Regions from separate parts of the Homo sapiens genome. Here region 1 is linked to region 2. The links are chromatin contacts, found by Hi-C or POLR2A ChIA-PET in ENCODE. All regions are on one chromosome and are shown on one strand. The core of a region is the stretch at or near the end of the contact, and the rest is flanking DNA. Distances in the headings are between cores, read along the strand shown.

The links. Hi-C counts contacts between places; a loop is a spot of excess contacts on that map. ChIA-PET counts read pairs that join two places held with the same protein, here RNA polymerase II (POLR2A). Pooled maps may share reads with other maps.
Region 1: a pooled map shows a loop between it and region 2 (2.8-fold over the local background). The contact joins two enhancer-like sites. A Hi-C loop is called at or near these places in 3 of 50 pooled maps. POLR2A ChIA-PET finds 5 or more read pairs at or near these places in 2 of 52 experiments (T-cell and WTC11).

Annotation. Positions count from the first base shown.
Region 1 is chr12:68,118,319-68,123,821 of GRCh38, reverse strand. No RefSeq gene overlaps it. Among named protein-coding and RNA genes, the nearest start is that of IFNG, 39 kb to the left of the region's middle. Within about 2 kb of position 3,966, at least 2 of the 41 ENCODE cell types and tissues checked have a DNase peak (open chromatin) inside an H3K27ac peak, as active enhancers do.
Region 2 is chr12:67,351,801-67,357,614 of GRCh38, reverse strand. It overlaps LOC124902957 (a long non-coding RNA gene), which reads right to left. Exons shown (of 2, transcript XR_007063354.1): 2 at 4,935-5,814. It also overlaps the pseudogene MRPL40P1. Among named protein-coding and RNA genes, the nearest start is that of CAND1, 85 kb to the right of the region's middle. Within about 2 kb of position 1,539, at least 2 of the 41 ENCODE cell types and tissues checked have a DNase peak (open chromatin) inside an H3K27ac peak, as active enhancers do.

The sequences.
Region 1 (5,503 bases), core at 2,717-5,216, 760 kb before region 2:
TAATTACCTTGAATATAAATGGATTAAATTCTCTAACCAAAGACACACACAGAATGGCTGAATGGGTGAAAAAATAATAATATGCTGCCTTCAAGAGACTCACTTCACCTTAAAGGACAAACATATGTTGAAAATGAAAGGATGAACAAAAATATTCCAGGCAAATGGAAACCAAAAAAGAGCAGGGAGAGCTATGGTTATGTCAAAAAAAAAATAGACTTTAAGTCAAAAACTGTGAAATGTGACAAAGAACTTCATTATCTAATGATAAAGGGATTAATTCATCAAGAAGATATAATAATTGTAAATATATTTGTGCCTAATGTCAGAGCTCCTAGATATATAAAGCCAATATTAATAGACCTGAAGAAAGAGATTGACTGCAAGACAATAATAGTAGGGGATTTCAACAATGAACAGATTATCTTGACAGAATATCTATAAGGAAACATTGGATATACCAAATGGAACTAACAGACATATACATGACATTTTATCCAACAGCAGCAGAATACACATTTGCTTCAACATTCCCCAGGATAGATCATATGTTAGACCACAGAACAAGTCTTAACGAATTTAAGAAGATTGAAATCTTATCAAGTATCTTTTCCAACAACAATGGTATGAAACTAAAAATCAATAATAGGAGGAATTTTGGAAAATTTACAAATATGTGGAAATTAAACAACATGTTTCTAAATAACCAATGGATCAACAAATAAATTAAAAGAGACATTTTTTAAAAATCTGGAGACAAATAAAAATGGAAGCACAACATACCAAAACTTATGGGATGCAGCAAAAACAGTTCCAAGAGGGAAGTTTAAAGCAATAAACATCTACATTAAAAAAGAAGAAAGATCCCAAATAAACAGCCTAATGTTACACTGCAAGGAACTAGAAATAGATGAATAAACTAAACCTAAAGAAAAATGTGGTTTTTATTCCTCGTCATATGAAGCTAATCTCTCTTAACTTTCATTTTCTTAGCTTCTAAGTGGGAATAATGAAATGTTTCTTGTAGGATTATTTTGAAATTTATTGATAATAGATAGGATGTATGTGACCCAATGGCAGCCCTTGCTCACTCTGCACTAACCGTGCATGACTATTTTTCATTTTTTCAACGGGCAGAACTTATTTTTAGCTTGTGGTCAACTAAGATCTTCTGAGTTTTTTTTTTTTTTTAAACCTAGGCAAACTGAGGTCTTTCTATCCTAAATATATGTAATTGATTTTTTTTTAGAAACTTAATGCAGGTCTTTAACATTTATCCCTTTAAAACAGCTGACTTAGGGCCTTACCACAAACAGCTCTCCTGGTATGGAATGTTCTTCCTCCTGACCTTCCCATGGCTGTCTCTCTCTCTTTTTTTAATCATTCAGGTCTCAGTTTACATGGCATCCTTTCAGCAAGACCTTGCCTGATGATTCAATCCAATGCTGCATCCAAGTCACTCTCTGTTATACTCTGCTTCTGTTCTCATTTCTTTAGTTGCTTATCATCCATTACCCACCCCACCTCAGCCTGGCCAGCCTGCACTTATAAGAACACCTAGCACAAAATGAAAAGTCAATGAATATTTGTTGGAAGAATAAATAATAGTCATTCTTCTTTTGTTATTGAGAAAAAGTTCTTAATATTGGTTCATTCCTACAAGATGCCTTAACATCAAGGAAAAGAAGTTATTTTCACTTCCTATCAGCATTAGCCTCACATTCTTTAAAAATAGTTTTTTATTAAAGTTTTTTTTTATAGTAGCATATAGAAAGTTGAACTTTTTCAGAAGAATCATTGGATGATGTGCTTTGAGGCAGGCAGCCTAACAGATAATCTTTCTACACCCCCAGGGACAAGAACCAGGGGTTCTTCCTGCTCTTAGATAAACTATAGTGTGAGGTGAGCTATTGGGAAGAAGAAGTGAATAGAAAATAAGCAAAGGAGGCCAAATTTTTGTCACTGATTCAGTATAGCAGCTAAGGGATAGGGAGAATTGAAGAAGTCCTGAAGTTCTGGCTTAGGCCACTGGATGGATAGTGGTGTTATTTGGCAATATAAAAGCACTGTATAAAAGCAGGCAGAAGAGGAGAAGCAAGATCAGGAGAAGTGAGAAGATCCAAGCACAGTTGGGGAGAATAGGTTTGGTGCTCAGGGATGGGTCCAGACTAGACTGAAAGATCTGGGGCTTCTTCTGCAGGTGGCAGTTGAAGTTATGGGAGCAGTTAAGATCACTAAGTAGTGTCGGAGAGTGAGCAAAGAGGGGTAAGGACTGGATCTTCAGTCACAGTAACATGGAGAGTCAGGAAGATAAGAGGGGACTGGAAAGGGCTAGCCAGGGGTTTAGGGGAACCAAGAGAGTGGCATCAGAGAAGCCAAAGGAAGAGTGTATAGTCAACGATGTCAGATGCTGAAAGATGGCAAGTTCTTAGACCAGAAATGAGTCCACTGATTTGCCAATCTGTGGTCCTTGGTGACCTTTGGCAGTCACAGTTTCAGAGTTGGTGGTGGTGATGGGTGGGGGCAGAACTTAGAAAGCAGTGGGCTGAGTAAAGAAATGAAAGAAGAGAGATCTCATCTGTCTATGTTCTTTAAGATGTGGTAGTCTGTTGCACTACAGTGGAACTGCTAGGAAAGTGCTGCTTTTAGCAATCATATTATATATGCTGGTGGCTCAGTTTCAGCTTGTGGTCATCTAAGATCTTCTGACTTTTTTTTAAACCTTGGCAAGCCAGGGTCTTTCTATCTGAAATGTACATAATCGATTATTTTTAAAACCTTTAATGCAGGCCTTTAACATTTATCTCTTTCAAATAGTACCTTATTAGTGTAAGCCAAATTTTCCAAACATATTCTAAAGCTAATTTCATCATTGTTTGCTTTATAGTCCTGCCTAGGACCTTACTTTTTAAGATGCCTGGTTCTCTTCCTTAGAAACTAGGGATGGCGGTGTTCCTGTTACTATAATTTGTGCATGGAAAACTAGATTGAGCTCAATTTCATTCCTGGGAAACAACAACTTTCTTAGCTAAAATATAAACCCTAACTGGAAAGCAACTGACCAGAGGTTAAGAATTGCATTTTGAAATAGTAATTGACCACAAATCAAAAGACATGTACTATTTAATGTGCTTGATTGATTTCAAGCTTCCAAATCCTCAAAGCTAAAAACTGTCATCATAATGTACTTAGTTAATGGGTGACTGTATTTTTAGAAAAGCTTTTGACAAAAGGCTAGAAAAAGACTTAAATGCATAAACCAGGGTATTTTCTTGCCTGAGTATTCCATTAATTGAGATTTTATACTTAACACCTTTTTTTTAAGTTTTACAAAGGACCATGAAATTGTGATCCCTGTGAGGTAGATGGGCTATTTTTATTTCACTTCTAAGAAGATCAAGGTATAAGGTACCTATTTCCTCGGATGTTATGAACCCAAAGAATATAATGATGACATTTTGATTTTCCACCCAGGCCTTTTGCCATGACTTTCCCAGCACTCACGTCAGATATCTTCATTCACAATTTAAAAAGAAGAGTTATGTCTCAAGGAGAAAAATCTAGGTAGGAACAGATAGAAACAGTTTTACATAGAGCTCAGCTAATTGTGTGAAGTTGGTGGTCATGAAACTGTGGGACTCTGAATGTTGGTTACACCAAGGCGCAATGTGGGCAGAAGATGCTTCCTCCAGGCAGCTTGGGCAAACTGTTTAGTGCAACACCCTTGCTGTGTAGGCTTATTTTTAGCAGAAACAGGGACCTTGAACTCATCAGCTCATTTTGAGTTCAATATGAAATCTGAACCTAGACCCGAGAAGATGCCTACCTGTGTCCCCACCCGCCCCCTTGGTGTGCTGCCAGAAAATGTTTACTCAGAGCAGCAGCTGAAGTCTGTTTGGGAACCTGCAGCCTGTGTACATCCGACTAGTGACCAAGATGCTTGGGTGTGTGCTGACTCATTTAAGAACAACTGATTTAGAGAGCTGCTGGGGTGTGGGTGTTAGTGTGCTGTGGTTCATTTTCCAGCATGCTACCAGAAAAGCACTGGATGGAAGTGGCAAATGACAAAGTCAAAACACAGTTACTGTACTGTTCAGAATATAGACAGCAATTTCCTTTCTAAATCTGTCTTTTAGGATGCCCTAGTCATTAGCATCTGGATTTGGCAATATTTTAGAAATATTTAAATATAGCTATGTTTAATGAGCACTTACCACATGCTAGGCATTTTTCTAAATGTTTTACAGGCGTTAAATCATTTAGTTCTCATAGCCACACTCTGAGTTATCTGTTCTCATCTGTCATCATGGCCATCTTGCAGTTGGGGACAGCTGAGGCTTGGGGATATGTAATTAGCTTAAAGATACCAGAGTATCTGTGGCAGAGCATGATATAAATCTAGGTCTGACTCAATGTCAGACTCAATATGACTCAAGTCTATATTGTTAACCTGTTAAATGTTACTGAGGTTTTGGTGCTATTTAAATAGAAATAAATGGGTTGTGCTTAATGTTCAGTAAATACAATTTCTATACCACTTTCTGATTTTTTTTGTATATGGATATATATGAAATAGAAGTCAAGCGTTTGTCCATTTAATCTGAAAATGTGCACTCAATTGTGATTAGGTGTAGGAAGATGGTGCGACGATCTTTTTACACGTGATGGATTCTTAAGTCTTTTTAATTCTTTCAGGTGGCTGATCTCTGTTCAGGGATATGTCAAACAACCCTTCTTTCTCCAGCAGGCAAGAGGCAGGTCTGGGTGGGACACTCTGGGCTGGGCTGGGCCTAGCTTCTGGAAACACCCAGGGATCCCTTAAGTCATAGCCTAAGTCAGGGTCCTGGGGCCATTGAGAACTCTTCATGGTTAAGAAGGGGGGATACCTGAGGGTAAGTTAATTACTCCAATGGCATAAATCAGTGTTTCAGACATACATTTAATCATCTGTAACAACTTTTGTTGACCCTATCTTAAGGTCATTTGAATCTTTTTCCAGAAGCCTATTGCTCTTGGCAATCTGAGGGATGGGGCAGTTAGAGACAGAGGGCTTTGACCCATATGTCTCAGGCCTCATCAGCATGACTACAGAATAGAGACATTTATTTATTTATTTTGTAATTGCCTAAATTACGAAATTGTGTACTCCCCTCCTTTTCTTGCCCAAATGCTAAAAACTGGAACCCCCTACCTCAACTGCTCTCTCAGTATTCTGAGAGCTCTCAGTGTCAGGTTTCACTGTTCCTCCCTCCTCCACTCCCCAGGTCTCTGTCTTCCTCTGCGCTGTCATGACCTTCGGGGCTGGGCTGCTGTGATCATCCCTGCCACCTTCCAGAGACCACTCTCATACCCTCTGCTTGATCTCAGAAAATAGACCTCTGCCCTCCTGTTTTCCAGCTTGTCTGAACTGTATGTAGCACAGGCCCTTCCATAATTCCCCGTAATACAACTGAGGCCAACCACGTAAGTATAGGCATACTTTGTTTTATTGCGCTTCGCTTTC
Region 2 (5,814 bases), core at 290-2,789:
AGCAATTTGCTCACGGGCACACTGTTAATGAATCATAAGCTAGAATTTAAAGCCAGAGATCTGCTGTTTTGATACTTTCCTAGCTTTGCAGCCTTGCATAGAACTGGCCTTGATGACTTTCTTTCATGCTGTGATTACCAAAATCTGAAAAACCTACATGTTTTAGAAAGCATTACTTACCAATAATTGCTTACTGTCTATCTCCACCTATTAGAAAGCAAACGTCTTGAGATAGCAAATGCATACTCAAACTTATTAGGATTTCGATCCAGTGAACAGTAGGAGCTCAAAAATATTTGTATTAGGAATGAATCAAATAAGCACTTATTGACCACCTAGATGTACTTTAGAAGACATTAATGTTAAAAAAAAACTTCATATTAGAAAAAGAACCCTTACAAAACTACTGCACTAGAATGAAGCATTTATCTTTTCCACTTTTCAATTGCGAAGTACTGCAATATAGTTAAAGTTTCTGTGAATAAAAAACTATTCTGTGCTGCCCTATAGAAAGTTCCCACCCTTAGTTTTACAAACTTCCCTTCTCTGTATATTCATTTTCTTCTTCTAGCTGCTTGTGCTCAACTCTCCATTGGATTCTCTTTTGCATACCTATCCCAGTTTTGCTTGCTAAACCAGGAACTTTTTGTTTTAAGAAAATATTCAGGGGCCCAGGGGAGGGATAGCATTAAGAGAAATACCTAATGTAAATGATGAGTTTATGGGTGCAACAAACCAACATGGCACATGTAAACCTATGTAACAAACCAGCACGTTGTGCACATGTACCCCAGAACTTAAAGTATAATTTTTTAAAAAGGAAAATATTAAAGGTAATCAAACAGCAGATATTTTCAAATTAGATAACTCTAAAAGATAGCTAAACCTATTAAGATTAGGCAGCTGTTGATGATAAACCTCAGAATAACTTTCTCTCTCCCCTAATACAGAAATCAGAAATCAACTGGCAGGTGCACAAGCAAGATACCAAATTCCCGTTTCCCAGCCAAGCTCCTGTGGTGAAATTGTTCCTTGGCAAATGTCCCTTTTTTTTTTTTTTTTTTTTTTTAACTTTGCCTTAAGAGGAGGAAAAGCTGCCAAATGCCAACTTGGAGAATAGTGTACAAAATGCTAAATATAAAGAGTTGAGGAATATCAGGGGCTATTTTAAAAATTAGTCTCTAATAGAGCCTGTAGTATCCTCATATGTCTAGGAAACAGCATGGCAGTCATGTTGGTTTACACCAAAAGCAATAATTCTAGGTTCAAAAGCCCAATCTACAACAGCGCTAGTAAATCTCAGTATCTTTCAACTGAAGGCCAACCTATTTAACATTTCCTGCACTCAACAGCACAAACTCAGAAAATGAGAAGCTAAGTGGAAAAACAAGTGATCAGTGGAGTTGAAAGTACTTCTGCTCTCTCTTCAGATATGACTTGGAAGTCAAATATTACAATAAAAGAGCTCACCCAAGGCTCAAATCTTGAATAGTAACTCACGCTGGTCATAAGCTCCACAATGGGAGGCTTTGAGGGGCAAAAACGCATGCATTTTGTACCTTGATATTTATGATGTTCTATCGCCACCTCCTGGAAGAAAAGACCAAGAACGCCAAAAAAAAAAAAAAAAAAAAAAAAGGGTGCTTAGTATTAAGGCTTCCAGTGAAGATAAATTTCTTCAATTCTCAAGAAAGGTAAAGACATTCTGCAGCCGCTGACAGTTCCATTTCAGATGAATTAGCATAATGTTGGGCAAACAGCAAACCTAAAAGGCAAATGTTCAAGACTCTAGCGTCAGTTATTTGCCAGCAAAAGATAACATCAAACATATGAGTAATGAGCCTTTAAAGTTGCCAGTCCCCAGGGAAGATTTGAGTTCTCATTAGTAAAGAGATATGAGATCCCATTTTGCCAGAGTCAATAGCACCGCATGAACACAGAGAGATACTAGAAGAATAATTTCCACACTTGGCTCTGAAAATAATCATCCTTATCTTTGCATTTTAAGTCTCAGAATTTGGCAAAAGAGTTCTAAGGATTTTAAAACATTAATAACAAGACTAAGAATGTTCCCAGATGAACTCTTATTTCTCAGACTATCTTGTTGGAGTTATTTACACATATGGCACAAACAAAGCCAAATGAATTGGAATATTTGACTTTCTCTCCACAAGATCTTACCAGTCTTTGTTTCTCAAGGTTTAGTTTGCATAAGGACAAAGGAATACAGTCGAATACTTAAAAGTATTATTTTAAAACACACTTTTATCTTGATAGTTATGTCTTTTCCATCAATATCTCTATTCACTATGTGAAAAAAAAAAGTCATACAACTTCAGAGTAGAAAGCATTTCAGTCCAACCACTTCACAGTCGCAAATCACAAGCTATTCACCCAGGAGGAAGAGCTGCTAAAGTCAATTCCCACTAAATTTCACCAGGGGCAGTTTAAACCTTCTGTTCTGTCTAGACATTTTGCCCTCCTCTGCCCAAACATCCTGACTTTTAAGGAGTTTTACAGCTTAGTCAACTCACCAACATCCTGAAGTAGGCTGAGATTGCAGATTTCTTTTCTGAATACCAATTATGCTTATTTATAAAACACAGAACATGGAGCAGAGAATTTAAGATTTTAGAGCTGCAAGTCACCTTCCTTTTATAATCCACAAAAGTGATTTGCTGTGATACCTGATGGCCTCTTTTGGAAAACAGAAGGCTTGAACACAGCATTGAAATGTGTCAGACTTTCTTTTTAAAATTTTTTCAGCTTCTTTTGAGGGTATATCCTGTAAAGCACTATGAGAAACATCCGAAAGACACAATTCTTATCCCCCAAAAGCCAATTATGTTGTCTGACTTCGGTTTCCTAAGCTACCCACAAACTGAAAGGCAAGGTATGGTGGTCAAAGAGTAAAGTCGACGTCTACACAGAAGCTTCCCTCTTTCCCTCAGCTCTGCCTCTTTCCAGTGCTGCTCATGTGATATGATACTTAGTCAAGCTTACTTTTTAAGTCAGCCACTTCGTGGGAACACTTTCCGGAGTGATGGCCAGCAGAATAGCTAAACTTTGTTACTGCCAAACCTCTTCTTGAGACAGGAACTCTGCCTACACAAAGCAAAAACAATATTTCAGCATCCCACCCTCCCTTTGAACCCACATTTGGAGTCATAGTTTCAGTTTTCATAACTATCCGGAAAACTGAAATGCTTCACTGGCCCACAACCAAACTCTTGGGCTCTTTTCAAGTCTGCCATCTCCCCCTTTTCATTCCACTTCCTCCCTCACTGTGAAACCTTGCTTGCTTGGACACTCCTGTAGTTTTAGACACCTTCCTGTCGATCTTTGAGCTATTTACCAGCTGAACATTTGTATTGTTAGTGTTAAATGATAAATTCATATAGCTAAGACACTTGACCAAGATAGACCGATACTATCATTTGAGCAACTGTCTCCTGCAATCTGTCATCACAATGAGATAGCCATGTTCTAACCTATCAGTAAGATTATACAAAAGTAAACAGAGTTGTCGGTATAAAATTGATTGTCAGCCGGGCACAGTGGCTCAAGCTTGTAATCCCAGCACTTTGGGAGGCCGAGGTGGGTGGATCACAAGGTCAGAAGTTTGAGACCAGCCTGGCCAAGACAGTGAAATGCCGCCTCTTCTAAAGATACAAAAATTAGCTGGGCATGGTGGCAGGTGCCTGTAATTCCAGCTACTTGGGAAGCTGAGGCAGGAGAATCTCTTGAACCTGGGAGGTGGAGGTTGCAGTGAGCCAAGATCGCGCCACTGCACTCCACAGAGCTAGACTCCATCTTGAAAAAAAAAAAATGCCACTGAGAGGTCATCTTTTATGAAATTCAAAAGTTTCAGAAATGTATCTAAATTGTCACCAATCCTTTCCCTGTAGTGTTCACCAGCCTCTGATCAGTTGATTTTAGGCAAATTTCTCACCTTCCACACTTGCAACACAAACTCAACTTCCAGCATACAGAGCTACTTGAAGGTTTCCCTAAATACACTAGGCACCCTCAGTCACTACACTACATATATGCTCTTGCTTTTTTGCCCAATGCCTGCCTTTTGACAGTCTGAGTAATGCCTACTTGTTTTCAAACTTCAGCTCAGGAGCTGCCTTCGCTTGTCTCATCCAAGCAGTCTGCAGCCCCTTGCTTTTATGCTCCTACAAGACCCTATTTATAACTCCATCACAGTGCCCATCATATGCTGGTAAAATGGTTTGTTTTCCCCTCTCACCTGCCATAGGTTCATTCTGAAAAAAGATTAAGAGTTTGACTCTGCAACCCCAGCACCCCAGGCTGTATCTAACACGTGGTAGGCAAACTGCAAATGTTTGCCAGATGGATGACCATTCCTGATGGCCAAGACATTAAGAAAGGGGCTGTTTTCCAGTGGTCCATAGCACTATGGACAGCTAAGATGACTGCCTCACCAGTTCAGAAGAAGAATAAGACATGCTCTCACTTACTTTCCTCCCTCCCCTTGTAACATGTATCTGGCGTTCTAGACAGCCCCATTTCCCCATCAGCCAAAGTTTTGGACCTATCAAGAATAAATCTTTAATTGAAGTCTATTAGTCTGTTCTCACACTGCTATACCTGATACTGGGTAATTTATGAAGAAAAGAGGTTTAATTGACTCACAGTTCCACAGGCTATACAGGAAGCATGAGGCTAGAAGGCCTCAGGAAACTTACAATCACGGCAGATGACTAAGGGAAAGCAAGCACATCTTACCATGATGAATCAGGAAAGAAAAAGAAGAGGGAGGTGCCACATGCTTTTAAACGATCAGATCTCATGAGAACTCACTCACTACCAGGAGAACAGCAAGAAGGAAACCTGCCCCCATGATCCAGTGACCTCCCACCAGTCCCCTCCTCCAATTCAACATGAGATTTGGGCAGGAAAAGAAATCCAAACCATATCATGAAGCTTTAATTGAAATGTTTGATTCTTCAAATAAATTACTTTCAAGTCAACCCAAGTGGCGTACAACTCTTGTAAACAAGTTTTCTAAATTTTGGTCACATTTTATTAACAAGTATTGAAATTTTAAATCAAGGCATTCAACAAGTGGAAGAACAAAAACCTTCAGCTTGCAAAACTTTTTAGAGAATTAAAGTTATTGAAAACAAAACTTACAGAAGAGCAAATGAAATTTGTCTATACAAAAAAAAAGGATGTGAACAAATGTTAACAATACAAATTTAAACAGGATACAGGATTTAATTTTGAAATTCTATAATTGCACTTTGGAATATTTCAACTTGAAGAGTCTTTTGATGGAGCTCCTACGTTTATTCAGATAAATTGGCATTCTGTTCCAGAATAGAATGGAATAGAGTTGAGAAGTCTACATTTTCACAAAACCTAAATTTGGTGAAATGCTCCAAACAGTCATAAAGACAACGTTTTTCTTCCTTTTATTTTTTTTTCTTTTTTGATTAAACATGTCTTTATTATCAGTATGCCTGATTCTGTGGAAAGCCGACTGGAACCCTGGTCATTCTGACTCTCGGGGCCTCATGTTCCAAGGTTGGCTGCTGCAACTCTCTCTTGAGCTCTACCTGTGTGTACATCTTGGTGATGTCATTGTACCTGCCTTTGGGGGGCTGGTAGTTAGAGACCCATAGTGTATAATCTGGACCTTCCCATTCAAAGGGGAACATGCTGCAGTCCCACTTGATGGTCTCAGTGGGGAACTCAGGGGACTTGAGTGGTAGCTCCTGCAGAGCTTCCTGCTGGGTCCCCAGCACAGCCTTGATGGTGTCCCTGTCCATAGTGTGCTCTCGC